2 separate regions of the Homo sapiens genome follow, and region 2 is linked to region 1. A link is a loop called in an ENCODE intact Hi-C map of the cell type or tissue named here. Cell type or tissue: dorsolateral prefrontal cortex. All regions are shown on one strand. Links, peaks and the distances in the headings refer to the core of each region. The heading gives the core; the rest is flanking DNA. Region 1 overlaps CHST12 (carbohydrate sulfotransferase 12). Region 2 overlaps TTYH3 (tweety family member 3).

Evidence for each region. A loop is a pair of places that touch in the nucleus more often than their neighbours do. Peaks named below come from ENCODE experiments on the same cell type or tissue, not always from the same donor. Only the 100,000 strongest peaks of a DNase experiment are listed, where the experiment ranks them.
Region 2: it touches region 1 in a loop (2.5-fold over the local background); 2 of 110 quality-filtered maps call a loop at or near these places.

What each region holds. Positions count from the first base shown.
Region 1 is chr7:2,447,942-2,456,258 of GRCh38, forward strand. It overlaps CHST12 (carbohydrate sulfotransferase 12), which reads left to right. Exons shown (of 2, transcript NM_018641.5): 2 at 1-543. Among named protein-coding and RNA genes, the nearest start is that of GRIFIN, 24 kb to the right of the region's middle. RefSeq lists silencers at 522-705, 4,533-4,612 and enhancers at 3,295-3,950, 3,951-4,604. In dorsolateral prefrontal cortex, for the core only: CTCF peaks have their summits at 3,641 (motif pointing right) and 3,852; DNase peaks (open chromatin) are centred at 3,660, 4,054 and 4,320; H3K4me3 peaks cover 1,095 bases; H3K27ac peaks cover 626 bases.
Region 2 is chr7:2,661,004-2,669,320 of GRCh38, forward strand. It overlaps TTYH3 (tweety family member 3), which reads left to right. Exons shown (of 14, transcript NM_025250.3): 14 at 665-3,799. The coding sequence ends at 736. Among named protein-coding and RNA genes, the nearest start is that of AMZ1, 23 kb to the right of the region's middle. RefSeq lists enhancers at 1-28, 109-208, 3,872-4,166. In dorsolateral prefrontal cortex, for the core only: no CTCF peak of the experiment used is centred there; no DNase peak of the experiment used is centred there.

The DNA.
Region 1 (8,317 bases), core at 252-8,251:
GCTCTCAGCTCCCTGCACCGTCCACCTCCTGGGTTCAAGCGCTTCTTCCCCAAGTAGCTGGGACTATAGGCACACACCACCATGCCCGGCTAATTTTTCTCTTTTTAGTAGAGACAGGATTTCGCCATGTGGGTCGGGCTGGTCTCGAACTCCTGGTCTCAAGTGATCCGCCCTCCTCGGCCTTCCAAAATGCTAGGATTACAGGCATGAGCCGCCGTGCCTGGCCACAAACATATTTTAAATTTGAACAATAAAGGAACTGGACCAGGAAGTGTGGAGTTGGGGAGACCCTGCTCTCGCCAGGTGCCTTCCCGGCAGGTTGTCTCTGCCTCCCCTTGCACCCCTTGAATGGCGGGCTCCCTCTCCCATAGCCCCTGCCAGGCTGGATAACCAACTTCATTCTTATACCCGTCCGAATCTGCCCCCTGTTAATGGCACCCACCAGTCCTTGTCCAAACCTCGAAGCTCAGGACCTCACAGAGCACCACGTCCTCTTCTGTGTCATATGCAGCTGGATCTCAGTAAATGGCAATGTCTTCTCTACCCGGGACTGAACAAAACCCATTCCTCCTATGAAAGCCGATAAGACCTGGGGGCAGAGCAGCCCGCCTTCTGTCCCCGCGGCTTTAGGGGACACCGGCCACCCACCCTCAGCTTCTTCCCCCACTTCTTGGAGAATGTCTGCGATGTGGGTGAAGACTGGCAGAGAAAAGCTGGTGTAACCTTCTGCAGGGGTTTCGAGCAATTCTGAATCTCAGCTGGTGAGGAGGCCAAAACCTGCTCTGCCTAGCAGACTGGTCATGTCTCCCTTTCCCTTCCCTTCCCTTTCCCTTCCCTTCCCTTTCCTTGTCCTTCCTTTTTCCTTCCCTTTTCCTTTCCTTTCTTTTTCTTTCAGAGTTTCGCTCTTGTTGCCCATGCTGGAGTGCAGTGGTGTGATCATAGCTCACTGCAGCCTTGAACTCCTAGGCTCATTTCTATTTATTTATTTATTTAGAGATGGAGTCTCGCTCTGTCGCCCAGGCTGGAGTGCAGTGGCACGATCTCTGCTCATTGCAGCCTCTGCCTCCCGATTCAAGTGATTCTCCTGTCTCAGCCTCCCGAGTAGCTGGGATTACAGGCGTCTGCCACCACGCCGGGCTAAATTTTTGTATTTTTAGTAGAGTCAGGGTTTCACCATGTTGGCCAGGCTGGTCTCGAACTCCTGACCTCAGGTGATCCACCCTTCTTGGCCTCCCAAAGTGCTGGAACTACAGGCATGAGCCACTGCACCCAGCCTTCTTTTTAAATATACATTTTTTGAGACAGGGCCTTGCTCTGTGGCCCAGGGCTGGGGTGCAGTGGCATGATCATGGCTCACTGTAGTCTCCACCTCCCAGGCTCAAGCCATCCTCCTACCTCAACCTCCTGAGTAGCTGAGACCACAGGTGCCTGCCACTATGCCTGGCTAAATTTATATTTTGTGGAGACAGGGTCTTGCTGTGTTGCCCAGGCTTGTCTCAAACTCCTGGGCTCAAGCAATCCCCCTGCCTTGACCTCCCAAAGTGCTGGGATTACAGGCCTGAGCTGCCGTGCCTGGCCTGGTCACATCTTGAATGGAATCGGGCTCCGTATTGTCCAGATACCTCCCATATTAAAAAAGAACTGGGGCCGGCAGCAGTCACACTTCCCAGCCCTTCCCTGAGCTTGGGTCTGGTGGGAGTGTGGAGACAGCAACAGGGTCCCTGTGTGTGCAGTCTGGCTGCAAGACTCAGGGGTGTGCGTGTGTGCACCTGTGTGTGCACCTGTGTGTGCACGGGTGCAAGGGCATCTGTGTGTCGTTTTCTTACAGGAAGGCGTGGGCCAATGACCAGCTGGAAGTGCAGGTTCATGTGTCCTCAGACAGTGGCTGGTGCCTCACGCTGGCTTCTGGCTGTGACCAGGGTAGCAGAGAGAGCAAAGAGGTCCTTTCCTCAGGTGGGTGGAGTGGGGCTTGAGCACAGTCCACATGCAGAGATGAGTGTGGACTCGGAAGACCCTGACCCCCTTGTATCAGTGTGTAGGGGAGGTCTCAAGGTCATTGCCCTACAGAAACCAGGCTGGGTGCGGTGGCTCACACCTGTCATCCCAGCACTTTGGGAGGCTGAGGCGGGTGGATCACCTGCGGTCAGGAGTTCGAGACCAGCCTGGCCAACAAGGTGAAACCCCGTCTCTACTAAAAATACAAAAATAAGCTGGGTGTGGTGGCACATGCCCGTAATCCCAGCTACTCAAGAGGCTGAGGCAGGAAAATCGCTTGAACCCGAGAGTTGGAGGTTGCCGTGAGCCGAGATTGCGCCATTGCACTCCAGCCTGGGCGACAGAGTGAGACGCCATCTGGAAAAAAAAAAAAAAGCGTAAAGAATTCCCTCCCTGGGGCCGAGGTGGCAGCTCTCCACACCTTCCCACAAGGGTGCCAGCTGAGGAGGGACAGTGGAAGGGGCCCCTGCAGGGCTGGGGGATGCCTCTGAGCGTTCCAGGCAGGCAGGCACAGGCAGGAGCTCCTGGAGCTGTAGCCTCCTCACCCAAGGCTTCCAGCTCCTTCCTGTGTGGGGTCTCAGACACGCGACCCACCCGGACGTCCGTGACAGTGTAGCTTCTTCATCTCCGGCATGACCCGAATTTCCTCGGGGCCCCCCACTCCCTGGGGAACAGGAAGAAAATACCCATTTCACCCTCACTGATATACACAGCACACAGGCACCTACGTACACACTTGCACACATCCAGTGTCTCAGCCCGTGGCTGCTTCCGCCCCACTGCCCGTCTTTGTAGCAGGACACAGGTGCACGCCTGGGGCCCAGGGCTCTCATCCAAGCTGGTATGTCCCACCGCCCCCCACCCTCTCCCAGGCACCCAGCATTTTGAGCCCAGAATCATGGGAAACTCCCGTCAGGTCCACACGGTGCTGAGCCCAAGCCTGCAGGGCTTGGGGGAGGTGGGCTGCTCTCAGCTTCCCCCAGCCTGGCCTGGCATCTCCTGGACCCCCGCAGGGGTGGCAGCTCAGCCCCTTGTGGGTTTTTTCTTTGGGGGGACAGACTCTCGCCCTGTCACCCAGGCTGAGGTGCAGTGGCACGATCTCGGCTCACTGCAACATCCACCTCCCGGGTTCAAGCGATTCTCCTGCCTCAGTCTCTTGAGTAGCTGGGATTACAGGCGCCTGCCACCATGCCCAGCTGTTTTGTATTTTTAGTAGAGATGGGGTTTCGCCATGTTGGCCAGGCTGGTATCGAACTCCTGATCTCAGGTGATCTGCCTGCCTCAGCCTCCCAAAGTGGTAGGATTGCAGGTGTGAGCCACTGCGCCTGGCCCTGTTCCAGGATCTTGGCTCTCTGTCCCGGGCAGGGTGCTTCCGGGCCTCTTTGATTCTGGCCACAATGCTGAGCCTGTCCCGCAGCCCTGGGAGTGGCCCCCAGACCTTCCACTGCCCCAGGAATGGCTGACGCAACTATTCCCCCCAACCAGTGAGACCTGTGCCTGCCCGAGGAAGGTGTGAGCCGGGCCATTTAGAGGAGCTCCCTCGGGTGGATCCACCTCTGAGTCCTGGGCCTGCAGCCTGGCACAGGGCTCCTGGAGGGGCTGCATGGAGCTGGGCAGGCCGGGCCCTGGGCATCTTCCACCAGGGGGCAGCCACGGCTCAGGAACGCGACCTGCGGCGCACCCTTGGCTAAACGCGGCTGCACGCAGGGCATGGGGTGGCCGGCCAAAGCGCATGTGAACCTGGTAATGCAATGTCCCCCGTGGGTCCGAAAGCCCTGAGGCCACCCGAGTGAGCATCCCTCCAGCCCTGAGGCCACCCTCCCGGGCCTCTGAGACACGGTCCCTGTGTGGGTGGCTGTACAGTCCCGGTTCTGGACAGGCCGTGGGGGGCACAGGAAGTGGCTGCTCAGCCCCCTGGGCGGCTGGACCAGGAGGGCACTGGGTGATCTGGGGGCACCGTGGCAGGGCTGGGCCTGGTCACCCAGGCTCTGACGCCCTCGTGATTCCTGTCTGCTGGGCCCCACAGCGCCCTCAGCACCATGCTGGCCATGCTGGCCAGAGCTGTCTTCCTCCCACCAAACACTGTCCGTGAGGGCGACCTGTTTCCAGTTTGAACCAAGTTCACACTGACTCCACCACTCACTTGCTGTTGGGTCACTGCTCTGGGCCCCTCTGGGGGACTCAAGGAGCTGAGTGGCTCCGACTCCCCAGGCCTGAAGCCCCAAGACGCGCTGCCAGGACCACGCTGGCTGAGGCCACTCTTTGAGCCCCTCCCCCACAGGTGGCCGAGCACACACAGTCCAGTGGGCTGAGGTGGCCCCAAGGGCAGGAACGTGGCATCTCTTCCCACCAGTCAGTGGCTCTGGGGGCACAAGGACTTGTCGGGGGAAGGAGGCAGCAACCGCAGGTCAGAAGCTGGAAGCAGCGGCCACTCAGCAAATGACACAGCTGAGCCGGAAAACCCAGTCCCAGGGCTGTGAAGAGCTGGGGCCGGCCTCACGGGGGCTCCCCAGTTTCCCCTGCCCGGCCCTGGGCCGGCCTCACGGGGGCTCCCCAGTTTCCCCTGCCCGGCCCTGCCCTGCCCTGCCCTGCCCTGCCCTGCCCTGCCCTGCCCTGCCCTCCCCTCCCCTCCCCTCCCCTCCCCTCCCCTCCCCTCCCCTCCCCTCTCCTCCCCTCCCCTTTCCTTCCTTTTTCTTTCCTTCTTTCTTTTCCTTCTTCTTTCCTTCCTTCCTCCCTCCCTTCCCTCCCTCCCTTCCCCCCTTCTTCCTTCCTTCCTTTCTCTCCCCCTCCCCACTCCCTCCCTCCCCTCCCCCATCCCCTCCCTCTCCCCTCCCCTCCTCGTCCCTTTGTCAGGGTCTTGCTCTGTTGCCCAGGCTGGAGTGTAGTGATGCAGTGAGCTGTGATCGCACCACTGCAGCCTAGAACCTCCCGGGCTCAAGGGATCCTCCTGCTGCAGCCTCCTGAGTAGCTAGGACTATAGGCATGCGCTACCAGGCCTGACTTTTTTTTTTTTTTTTTTTTTGTAGAAATGGGGTTTTACTGTGTTGTCCAGGCTGGTCTTAGGGTTGAATTCCTCCTGCCTCAGCCTCCCAAAGTGCTGGGATTACAGGCATGAGCCGCCACACCTGGCCGGGATTGTGCTGAATATGTAGATCAATTCGAGGAGCACTGCCCATCCATCCTTGAACATGGGCCCCGTCTCCATTTACTTAAGCCTCTTTTAATTTGTCTCAACAATATTTTGTCTTTTTCAGCATATAAGCCTTGCACTTTTTTTGTTACATTTATTCCTAAGTATTTTGTTATTCTTTATGCTATTGTGAATGAAATTGTTCTCTTATTTCTATTTTCAGAATGTTTGTTGCCAGTATATATAAAATAAAACACTATTTATTTATTTATTTATTTATCTATTTATTTATTTAGAGACGGAGTTTCATTCTTGTTGTCCAGGCTGGAGTGCAGTAGCACAATCTTGCCTCACTGCCACCTCCGCCTCCTGGGTTCAAGCGATTCTCCTATCTCAGCCTCCCGAGTAGCTGGGATTACAGGTGCCCACCACCACGCCCGGCTAATTTTTGTATGTTTAGTAGAGATGAGTTTCACCATGTTGGTCAGGCTGGTCTCAAACTCCTGACCTCAGGTGACTGGCCTGTCTCGGCCTCCCAAAGTGCTGGGATTACAGGTGTGAGCCACCAGGCCCAGCCTACAATTTGTTTTTATACATTCATCTTATATCCTGCCACCTTACTAAGCTTTATTAGTTCTAATAGCTTTGGGGTTGATTTCTTAGGATATACAGGACCATCATCTGTGCATAAAGATAGTTTTACTTTTTCCTTTCCAATCTGGATGCTTTTAATGTCTTTGTTTTGTCTTATTTCATTTTTGTTTTTCCTTATCACACTGAGTAGAGCCTGCAGTATAATGCTGAATAACAGTAGCGCATCAGATGTCCCACTCGCTTTGTCCCCCTGTTAGAGGGAAAATATTCTGGGATTTACTGTTATATACTTTAGCTGGGCCAGGCACAGTGGCTCACGCCTGCAATCCCAACACTTTGGGAGGTCAAGGCAGGAGGATTGCTTGAGCCTAGGAGTTTGAGACCAGCCTGGGCAACACAGCAAGATCCCATAAAAAATGCAAACAAAATTTAAGTTAGCTGAGTGTGGTGGTGTGCACCTGTAGTCCCAGCTACTTGAAAAGCTGAGACAGGAGGGTCCCTTGAGCCCAGGAGGTCAAGGCTGCAATGAACTATGATTGTGCCACTGTGCTTCAGCCTGGGCAACAGAGTAAGACTCTGTCTTCAGAAATGTATATATATTAAATACAAAAATTTTAATATATTGTATATATTTTATATAATATAAAATATTTTCATATATAATACTTTATATATAATATACATATTAGCTGTACATTTTTCATAGATGCCTTTATCAGCCTGAGGAAATTCCCTTCTATTTCTAGTTTATTGTGCGTATCTATCTTAAATGGGTTAGATTTTCTCAAGTGCTTTTCCTGTAGCTATTGAGATGGTCATGTGGTTTTTGTCTTTTATTTCATCAATGTGATGTATTACAGAAATTGCTTGTTGAGGGCTGGGCGCAGTGGCTCACGCCTGTAATCCCAGCACTTTGGGAGGCCGAGGTGGGTGCATCACAAGGTCAGGAGATCGAAAGACCATCCTGGCTAACACGGTGAAACCCTGTCTCTACTAAAAATAAAAAAGAAAAATTAGCCAGGCTTGGTGGCAGGCATCTGTAATCCCAGCTACTCGGGAGGCTGAGGCAGGAGAATTACTTGAACCCGGCAGGCAGAGCTTGCAGTGAGTTGAGATTGCGCCACTGCACTCCAGCCTGGGAAACAGGCAACCCCATCTCTCAAAAAAAAAAAAAAAAAAAGAAAGAAAGAAATTGATTGTTGAATATTAAACCAACTTTGCATTCCTGGAGTAAATCCCAGTTGGTCCTCGTGTGTGATCTTTTTTTTTTTTTTGAGACGGAGTCTCGCTCTCTCACCCAGGCTGGAGTGCAGTGGCGCGATCTCGGCTCACTGCAAGCTCCGCCTCCCGGGTTCACACCATTCTTCTGCCTCAGCCTCCCCAGTAGCTGGGATTACAGGCGCCAGCCACCACACCCGGCTAATTTTTGTATTTTTAGTAGAGACTGGGTTTCATCGTGTTAGCCAGGATGGTCTCGATCTCCTGACCTCGTGATCCGCCCACCTTGGCCTCCCAAAGTGCTGGGATTACAGGCGTGAGCCACCGCGCCCGGCCGTGTGATCATCTGTATATGCTGCTGATTCGGTTTGTAATCTTTTGTTAAAGATTTTTGTGTCTATGTTCATGAGGCTAGTCCTCTGTACTTTTCTTGTTGCATCATTTTCTGACCTTGGTGGAAGGATAGTACCGGCTTCACAGAGTGAGGTAGGAAACGCTTCCTCCTCTTTTATTCTACGAAAGATTTGGCATTATTTCTCTTTCAGTACTTGGTAGAATTTACCAGTGAATCTATCTGGGTTGAACTTTCATTTGTGAGAAGATTTTTTTTTTTTTTGATATGGAGTTTTGCTCTGTCGCCCAGGCTAGAGTGCAGTGGCGCAATCTTGGCTCACTGTACCTCCACCTCCTGAGTTCAAGCGATTCTCCTGCCTCAGCCTCCCGAGTAGCTGGGACCACAGGCGCCCGCCACCACGCCCGGCTAATTTTTTGTAGTTTTAGTAGAGACGAGGTTTCACCGTCCTAGCCAGGATGGTCTCCATCTCCTGACCTTGTGATCCGCCCGCCTCGGCCTCCCAAAATGCTGAGATTACAGGCATGAGCCACCGCGCCCGGCCGAGAAGATTTTAAATGACTAGTTCAATGTCTTTCGTTGTTACAGATCTTTTCCAATTTTTGGTTTCTTCTTAAGTCACTTTTTAAAGTTTGTGCCTTTATAGGAATTCATCCATTTCATCTAAGTATTTTACTTTGTTGGTATAAAGCATTCATAATATTCTCTAAGAAGCCTTTTAGTTTCTGCAGGGTCCGTGACATACGCTCTTTAATTCCTGAATTTGATCATTTGTATGTTCTCTCTCTCTCTTTTTTTTATTACTTTTTTTTTGAGATGGAGTCTAGTTTTAGATCTCTTTGTATTTATCCTACTTTGAGTTGACTGAGCTTCTTCAATTTGTAGATGAATGTTGTTTTAATCAAATTTGGGAAATGTCTGGCCATTTTTGTCTTCAAATACTTTTTCTGCCCCTTTTTCTCTCCTGGGACTGCCATTACATGCATGTTGGCACAGTTCATATTGTCTCACAAGTCTCTGAGGCCCTT
Region 2 (8,317 bases), core at 22-8,021, 210 kb after region 1:
CAGCGCCCCCTGCAGCCGCCTCTGTTCCTAAGTCCAAGACCCCCAGGAGCCCACAGTTGGGTCCCCCACGGGAGGGGGGGCTGCATTGCTCCAGCCTCCTGTGTGGCTTAAGGGGCCCTCCTTCCATGGCGTGAAGGGGCAGAGTAGCCCGGGGGATGTCCTCAGGCTGGGGCCTCCGTACTCCTGCATGCTGTGGCCTGGCTGTAGGTGGACCCGGCCCTGAGCCCGGAGGAGGCCTTGGCCCGGCCCTGGAGGGTGGCTGGTTTGTGTCCTTCAGGTCCTGGGTGCGTAAGGTGCAGGTAGGGCCTTGGAGCTGTGGCTCCTGGGGGTGGCAGAACTCTGCCTGGCCCAATGCCCAAATGCCGCTGGTGTGGGCATGGGAGGCTGTGTGTACGCCCCTCCTCAGAGGAGACATCCCCTGTCCTGAGCCTGGAGAGTTCGGGGGCTGCCCCTCCCTCAGCCTCAGCCAGACCTAGAGCGCAGGGGCCCCCAGCCAGCGGCCCCTCCTTAGCCCCTCCCTATAGGCTCTGTCAGGGCACCCTGTACTGTCCCATTCTGCCCCCAGGGCTGTTGGCTCAGCCAAGTGAGGACCACGCGGAAGGCGCCCCTGGCTGCGTGCGCCATGCAGGGGCCCTGCTGATGCCTCCCCCTTGTCTCCCTCCAGTACACCTCCAGCATGAGAGCCAAATACCTCGCCACGAGCCAGCCTCGCCCTGACTCCAGCGGCAGCCACTAGACCGCGCCCGGCAGCCACCCACCCCACGTGCCAACTTCCCCTCCCCGTGCCAGCACTGCCGCTTCCACCTGGGCCACCCACCGGACCCTCGCACGCCGTGCCAGGCCTGCCCCAGACGCGTCTGCAGGCCGCTTGCCCTCCTGTCCCCTCCCCGCAGGGGCACAGTGGAGACGCAGGGGCTCTGGGCCCGTACCGCCAACTCGGGTCACACCTGAACGCTGCTGCCAGCCGATGCCCCAGCCCTGCACGCCACCCACTATCCCGGCACGCTCCCTCTGCAGATGGTCGCCGCACCTACAAGCCCTGGCCGCACCCAACCTGTGTTGTTGCCGCCCGGCCCTTCCCTCCACAGCTCTCCTTCCTCCCGCCCGGCACTTCTGTGGACCCCTTCTTAGTTCACAGGCACGGCTGGGGCCGCTCTGTGCTGGCGCCTGCTGGCCACTGAGGGACAGGGACACGTGCCACCTGCTCATCTCTGCCCTGAGGTCACCCCGTGGTCCCTCCACGTGCCCATCTCTCTGCAGTGCCCTCCTCGCCTGTGCAGCCCGCCCACCCACAGGCTCACCCCTCCTGCCGGCTGCCAGAGGCCCCCTCCAGCAGGGCCTCTCTCCGTTGCCCCAGCTTCACTCTCTCCCTCAGCACCTGCCCTGCTGGAGGCCCCAGCCCTCCGTGGACAGCAGGGGCCACGTGGAGCCCGGGCCGCTCACCCGCCACCCAGTGCTGGCCGCCTTCTTGGTGCCAAACCCCCTTCCCCCACCCAGAGACTGGGCAGCTGTGTCTGGTTCGTTCTTTGCACTAACCACATTTGTCATCTCTAGGGCAGGCTGGGGCTGCGGGCTGAGGGGGACCGCTGGCACCCCCCTTCCCTCCCTTCTTGGTTCCATTTCCATCCATGACAGGTACAGCATCCCAGGAGCCCGGCCTGAGGGGCTGGACCCGAGCCGGCTGTGAACATCCCTCAGCCCCTGCTGTCCCCCCTTGGGACTAACCACTAACCTCACCCCCAAACTCCACGGGTGCCCCTAGCTGGCCCAGAGCCGGCAGTGTGAGCCCAAGTCCGGGCTGGAGCCGAGGCCGGAGCAGCTGTCTGGGAGTCAAGGCTGCAGTAGCGTTTCTTCATGGGGTGCTCCAGGGGGTGCCACAGACCGACAGGCAGCCCAAGGGCCTGGACACCCCTCCCCAGGCAGGTGCTGCCCCAGGAGGACTGTCCTCGGGAATGAACCTCCCGCGGGCTTTGGACTGAGGTCCCTGTGGCCTCGGTCTCCTCCCCATGAAGTGGGAGCGAGGCTCCCCAATGGTGCTTTTGGCTTTAGTGTACGATGTTTGCTGTGCTTCCCGCCGTGGAGGGCAGAGCCACCCCACATCAGGATCGGACGTGCTACCCCTCCCGGTCCCGGCCCTGGCCCAGCCAGCCCAGCCCTCGAGGCTCGATGCCTGTGCCAAGGCCAGGGGCAGCCAGAGGGCAGCTGGATGGCCACGTGCAGGGGTCAAGGCTGGGCCCTGCAGTGGGGCGGGCCGCCAGCCCCAGCAGTTTACAGACGCATGGCTCTTCCTCCCAGAGCAGCCGGCAGCTACCTGGACCGGAAATGTCCTCATCCCCTCCCTGGGGCCAGGCTCTGCCCTGGCCTTCCTCTGTGAACCCCTCCTTTCTTTGTGCTGGTGTCTGGGACCAAAAAGGGGGAATATGGGAGGGCAGAGTGGGGAGGGGAGTCCATGGGCCTGGGGCCCCAAGCCGGGGCGTCTGAGCTCCCCAGGCATGACCAAACCTCAGTGGAGGGGCCTCTGCTTCAGGCCCCGCCTGGCTGACATTCTGAGCCCCCCTCGGAGGCCCCGCCACAGCCAACCTGCCCAGTCTTTCCTCTGGGCTTGACCCGCCAGGGGAGTTCTCCAGGCCTAGGGCCAGGAGAGAGGCCCTGGCACCCTGGCGTGGGTGCCCGCCAAACGCCCTGCGACCGCTCAGAAGCACAAATGCTGTCCATGGCCGTGAGGCTGCCTGCCAGGTGAATGGACATAGCGTGAGAGGCGGTGAGGCCAGGGCTTCCAGCCTCGTGCTGTCTCGGGACTCCTGACCGTGGTGTGCGTGTGTGCCCGTCTGTGACTTTCTACTCACCAAGGTTGAAGAAAGGAAACGGGGAAAATCAAAAGGGGTTCAAACCCCACCTCAGTAGGTGGAGGGGAGCGCCTGCCATTGGTTGTATTTTTGTTCTGAGTTTTCGGTGCCGTGTTCCTAACTACTCCATCCCATGACCTCGCCACACCTACTGGGGCATCTGGCTGGTGCCTGCTGCCATGGCCAGCCCCCACTCTCACCCTGCACAGGGGGTCTTGCAGCCCCCAGGCCCACAGCCTCGTTGGGAGGACAGGGTGGCCCTGGGGACAAGAGGGAGGAGCCCAGGGGCTTACCTCACTGAGAGTGCTCCCCAGCAGGCATCCACTACCCCAGGGCCCCCCACATGTCATGGCAAGGTTGGTAGTGAATGGGCCTGGTTGGGAGCAGCCCCTGGCCCATTGCCCACCCACCCATCTCACTATGCAATTCGAGTTCCAAGCAACATTTGCTCCTGCCCTGGGGCCAGCTCTGCCCCAGCCCTGAGAGGGGTGGTGAGGCAGCCCCCTGGACCCCAGAACCCCAGACAAGGGGGCAGGCGGGGGACCAGGGCCTCTCCTGTGGGATCTTTGTTTTGTGTTTAACCATAATGGTTGTGTACTGAACCACTTCATATTTGTTATATATAATATATATATATATAATCTCCTTAAGACTCAGCCTCCTGGTTTACCCCCCCGGCCTGGGCATCTGACCTCCCCCACCCCAGTGTGATTTAACATCCAGGAACTGAGGCCTGAACCATTTTGCATTTCCCCCTCCTCCAGCCTCTGTAGGGCCATGGCTGTATGTACTGTCGCTGTGTTTTTTTGTTTTTTTAGAACTGGGTTTGGGGGCTGATTTTTATTTCTTTGGGGGCTTTTTTTCTTGGCAAATACTAAAAATCTCGTCAATGTAATTTCTGTGGTTTCTATTCAGCTTGGGTTTCATGTTTTAAAATAAATTTTAAAAAGCAAGCCTCTCTTCCTGAGCTGCTTTGGCTCCTGGCTGGGCGCTGGTAGGGAGTCCACGGCTCCAGGCAGGGGCATTGGGGGAACAGGGGGACACTGAGGGTGGGGCCGACCAGGTCAGCTCCGAGGGGTCGGCTGGGCGGGGCCTCTTGTGGTTGCGGGCGGGGCCTCTCGGGGTTGTGGGCGGGTCTTCAGGGGTGGGCGGGGCCTCGGAGTGACTGGGCGGGGCGCCGGGGACAGGCTCTCCAGGGATGGGGTGGGCGGGGCGCCGGGGAAGGCTTTCCAGGGTTGGGGTGGGCAGGGCTTCTGGAATGAGTGGACGAAGGCCTTGCAAAATGGGTGGCCGAGGCCGGGCGCGGTGGCTCACGCCTTTAATCCCAGCACTTTGGGAGGCCGAGGTGGGCGGATCACGAGGTCAGGAGATCGAGACCATCCTGGCTAACACAGTGAAACCCCATCTCTACTAAAAATACAAAAAATTAGCTGGGCGTGGTGGCGGGCGCCTGTAGTCCCAGCTACTCGGGAGGCTGAGGCAGGAGAATGGCGTGAACCCGGGAGGCGGAGCTTGCAGTGAGCTGAGATCACGCCGCTGCACTCCAGCCTGGGCGACAGAGCGAGACGCCATCTCAAAAAAAAACAAAAAAATGGGTGGGCGAGGCGCCGGGAACGAGATCTCGGGGCATGGAGTAGGAGGAGCCTCTCGGAGCGAGTGGGCGGGGCCACGCTCGCTGGGTGGGCGGCTTCTGGCGGGCTCAGGGCGTCGCTCAGGGCGTCGGTGTGCAAAGCAGCGATGGACCCGAGGGTCTGGAGCTGGGAGTGCTGATCCGATCGACGTAGTGAAAGCCTCACTTTGCTGTCTGGACAAGTACTGCCAGGGGCCCGCGGGGACCGGGATCGCTGTGCAGAGGCCCCACTGGCCCTCAGGAGAGGTGAGGGTGCCTGGCCAGGAGCAGGGATGATGGAGGCGTCGAGTGGCCGGGTTGGAGCAATGATGGGTTCCGGGCCGAGCTCTTCCTGAGCCCCCAGTGGCCATCACTCCCCGTCCTTCCAGAAGCAGCATGGAGGCGGGTTCCCGTGCTCCCCGGCCTGGGGGTCCTCTGGCGCCCTTCCTGGAGGCCCGCACAGGGCCCACGTGTTTCAAGGACCCTCCCCACCCCAAGCTCCTGCTAAGAAGCAGGCTTGGGAAGGCACATAACCCTGTAATAACACACTCACCCCACAGGGAGATGTTAGGACCTCCGAAGTTGGGGGAGGCCCCCTTTTGACCAGCAGAGCACAGGCTTGGAGCACAGGTGGTGAGGGAGCCACCAGGCCCAGCAGAGGATGCGGGGGCTCTCTGTGGCTCCCAGCTCTCAGGGCACCTGTGGGCACCTGTGTATGTGGGCGGGGGGGGGGGGGGTTGGGTCCGCTGGGCAGGGCCCCTTCCTCCTGCCACCAGCAGCTTTGCCCAGTGTGCTTGGATTTGACCGTGGCTGCTCCAGGATGGGACCCAGGACGGGCTGGCTCTGAAGGAAGGCTGCCAAGCTCCCCAGAGTGGGGACGCCAGAGCTCTGAGGCTTCTGGGAGTCATGTGATAAGGGACATCTGGGGCTAGGAGCCCATAAGGTCAGAACCCCAGCCTTGGAGCAAGAGCCAGTAGCCACAAGGGAAAGACCCTGGGCATGTCCTTCCCCTTTCAGATCTCAGTCCCTGTCTCTATATCAGGAAAGGTGGAAAACAACATCCTGGTTCCTAACAGGGCAGGGGAGGGAGGGTTCGGGCGGTGGGAGGGTGGGGAGTGGGGCTCATACCACTCATCCACGTACCGGGCCGGTATTTCTAAGTCCAGCCAGTGTTCTGGGCACTGGAGTGCGCCCAGCGAACCAAAGGACAAAGGGCTCTGCCCTCAAAGAGCTGATGCTCCGGTGGAGAGAAACGACAAAATTAACCAGCAGATGACAGACCACGTGAGAACGTGCTGCAGGAAAAAGATCGCGGTGGAGGGATCGGGAGGGCAGGGACAGGGGTGTTGGCCAGGTGCAATTTCCAACAGTCAGGAAATTCTCCCTGGAAAACTGGCAGCCAAGAGAGACTGCTGGAGGCCAGGAAGTGCATGAGGTCCCAAGTGTTGCTATTGCAAAGCACAGCAAGCTCCGTGGGCTTAAGACAACACACCGTCCTACTGTTCTGTGGGCCAGAAGTCTCCATGTGCTAAAGCCAAGGTGTTGGCAGGGCTGGTTTCTTCTGGAGGCTCTGTGGGGAGAGAATCCAGGCGAGAGTCCATTTCCTTGCCCTTTCCAGCTTCTAGAGGCACCCACATTCCTTGGCTGGTGGCCCCTTCCTCCACCTTCAAAGCCAGCAGCAGAGAGTACCATGTCGTCTCTGGCTCTGACCCCGACCCCCCTGCCTGTGATTACACTTGGCCCACGTGGGTAAGTTCCAATCATCTTTCCATCTCAGGATCCACAATTAACTCTTGTTTCCAAAGTCCCTTGGCTTTGCCACGCTAAGTCTGGGGGTGAGGACATGGACAGCTTTGGGAGCCATTATCCTGCCTACCATGGGAAGTCAGGTTTAGTTTTGAGGCTATCTGAGGAAAGCAGGTTCCAGAAGAGAGAACAGCCAGTGCGAATGCCCGGAGGCAGATGCATGCCTGGTGTGTTCAAGCCAGGAGGTGAGGCTGGCCGGAGTGGAGGGAGCTAGGACGAGAGTGGGTGGCTGGAGGTGGGAGAGACTTTGACATTGAACCAGAGGGAGGTGGGAGCCATGAAGGGTCTATGAGCAGAGTGGCATGACCTAACTTTTTTTTTTTTTCTGAGATGGAGTCTCACTGCGATGCCCAGGCTGGCGTGCAATAGTACGATCTCACTGCAACCTTTGCCTCCCGGGTTCAAGCCATTCTCCTGCCTCAGCCTCCCAAGAAGCTGGGATTACAGGCACCCGCCACCACACCTGACTAATTTTTGTATTTTCATTAGAGACGGGCTTTCACCATATTGGCCAGGCTGGTCTCAAACTCCTGACCTCAAGTGATCCGCCCGCCTCGGTCTCCCAAAGTGCTGGGATTACAGGCATGCGCCACTACACCCGGCCCCTAACATTCATTTTAATAGGATTGCCCTGGCTGCTGCACTGGGAAGGGGACAGAGCAAAAGTGGGTGACCAATTAGCAGACTGCTGCAGGGGGGCAGGCGAGAGCTGACGGTGGCCGGGCTGGGTGCAGGGAGTGATAAGAGATTGGGTTCTGGAGGGTAACACCAGCAGCATTTCCTGGCAGACTGGGCATGGGTGTGGGACTTTGATCGAGCAACTGGCTAGGGGGAGGGGGGTAGGGTATTGTCATAAACTGAGATGGGGAGGGCACATGATTGGGTCAGGGGAGGTCAGAGGTCCAGTTTGGGGCACCTTGAGCATATTAGCCATCAAGGGGTGTGGGACGGTGGTGGGATGTACAGTCTCTGGGGTTTGGGGGGAGCACTGGACTGGAGATGCTTTGGCAATTGGGGTCTTTGGCATGGATACAGTGTTTAAAGCCACCAGCCTGGGTGAGATTGCCAAGTGGGTGGGTGTCAAAGAGGAGACAGAGGACCAAAGACTGGATCTGGGCACCCCCCCTGCCCACCTGGTGTTCAGAGTCTGGGAAAAGAGGGAGCTGCAAAGGAAGAGGGGAAGGGGTGAGCTGGAAGGAAGCCCAGGAGAGTGGGTGTCCTGGAAGACACATGAAGACAGCATGTCATGGAGGGATGGAGGACCACGTCAAACGCTGCTGACGGTCAAGCTCAGCGAGGACTAGAATGTAGCCTGCACGTCTGGTGACCATGAGTCACCTGGGGCACAAGACAGGTCTGGTGAAGCCCTCCAGCTGGTCCAGGACAGCATGGGAGAGGAGGAATAGGCACAGCAGCAAGTCTTTTTTTTTTTTTTTTTTCCCCCTGGCTCTGTTGCCCAGGCTGAGTGCAATGGTGCAATCTCAGCTCACTGCAACCTCTGCCTCCCGGGTTCAACTGATTCTCCTGCCTCAGCCTCCCGAGTAGCTGGGATTACAGGTGCCCACCACCATGCCTGGCTAACTTTTGTATTTTAGTAGAGATGGGGGTCTCACCATGTTGGCCAGGCTGGTCTCCAACTCCTGACCTCAAGTGATCCACCCGCCTCAGTCTCCCAGAGTGCTGGGATTACAGGCGTGAGCCACCACACCAGCACTCTCCCAGCACTTTGGGAGGCCAGCATGTGCCTGTAATCCCAGCACTTTGGGAGGATCGTTTGGGCCCAGGAGTTCAACACCAGCCTGAACATAGCAAGACCTCATCTTTATAAAAGATAAAATAGGCTGGGTGTGGTGGCTCACCCTGTAATCCCAGCACTTTGGGAGGCCGAGGTGGGAGGATCATGAGGTCAGGAGATCGAGACCATCCTGGCTAACGTGGTGGAACCCTGTCTCTACTAAAAATACAAAAAAAGCAAAATTAGCCGGGCTTGCTGGTGGGCGCCTGGGGTCCTAGCTACTCAGGAGGCTGAGGCAGGAGAATTCCTTGAACCCGGGAG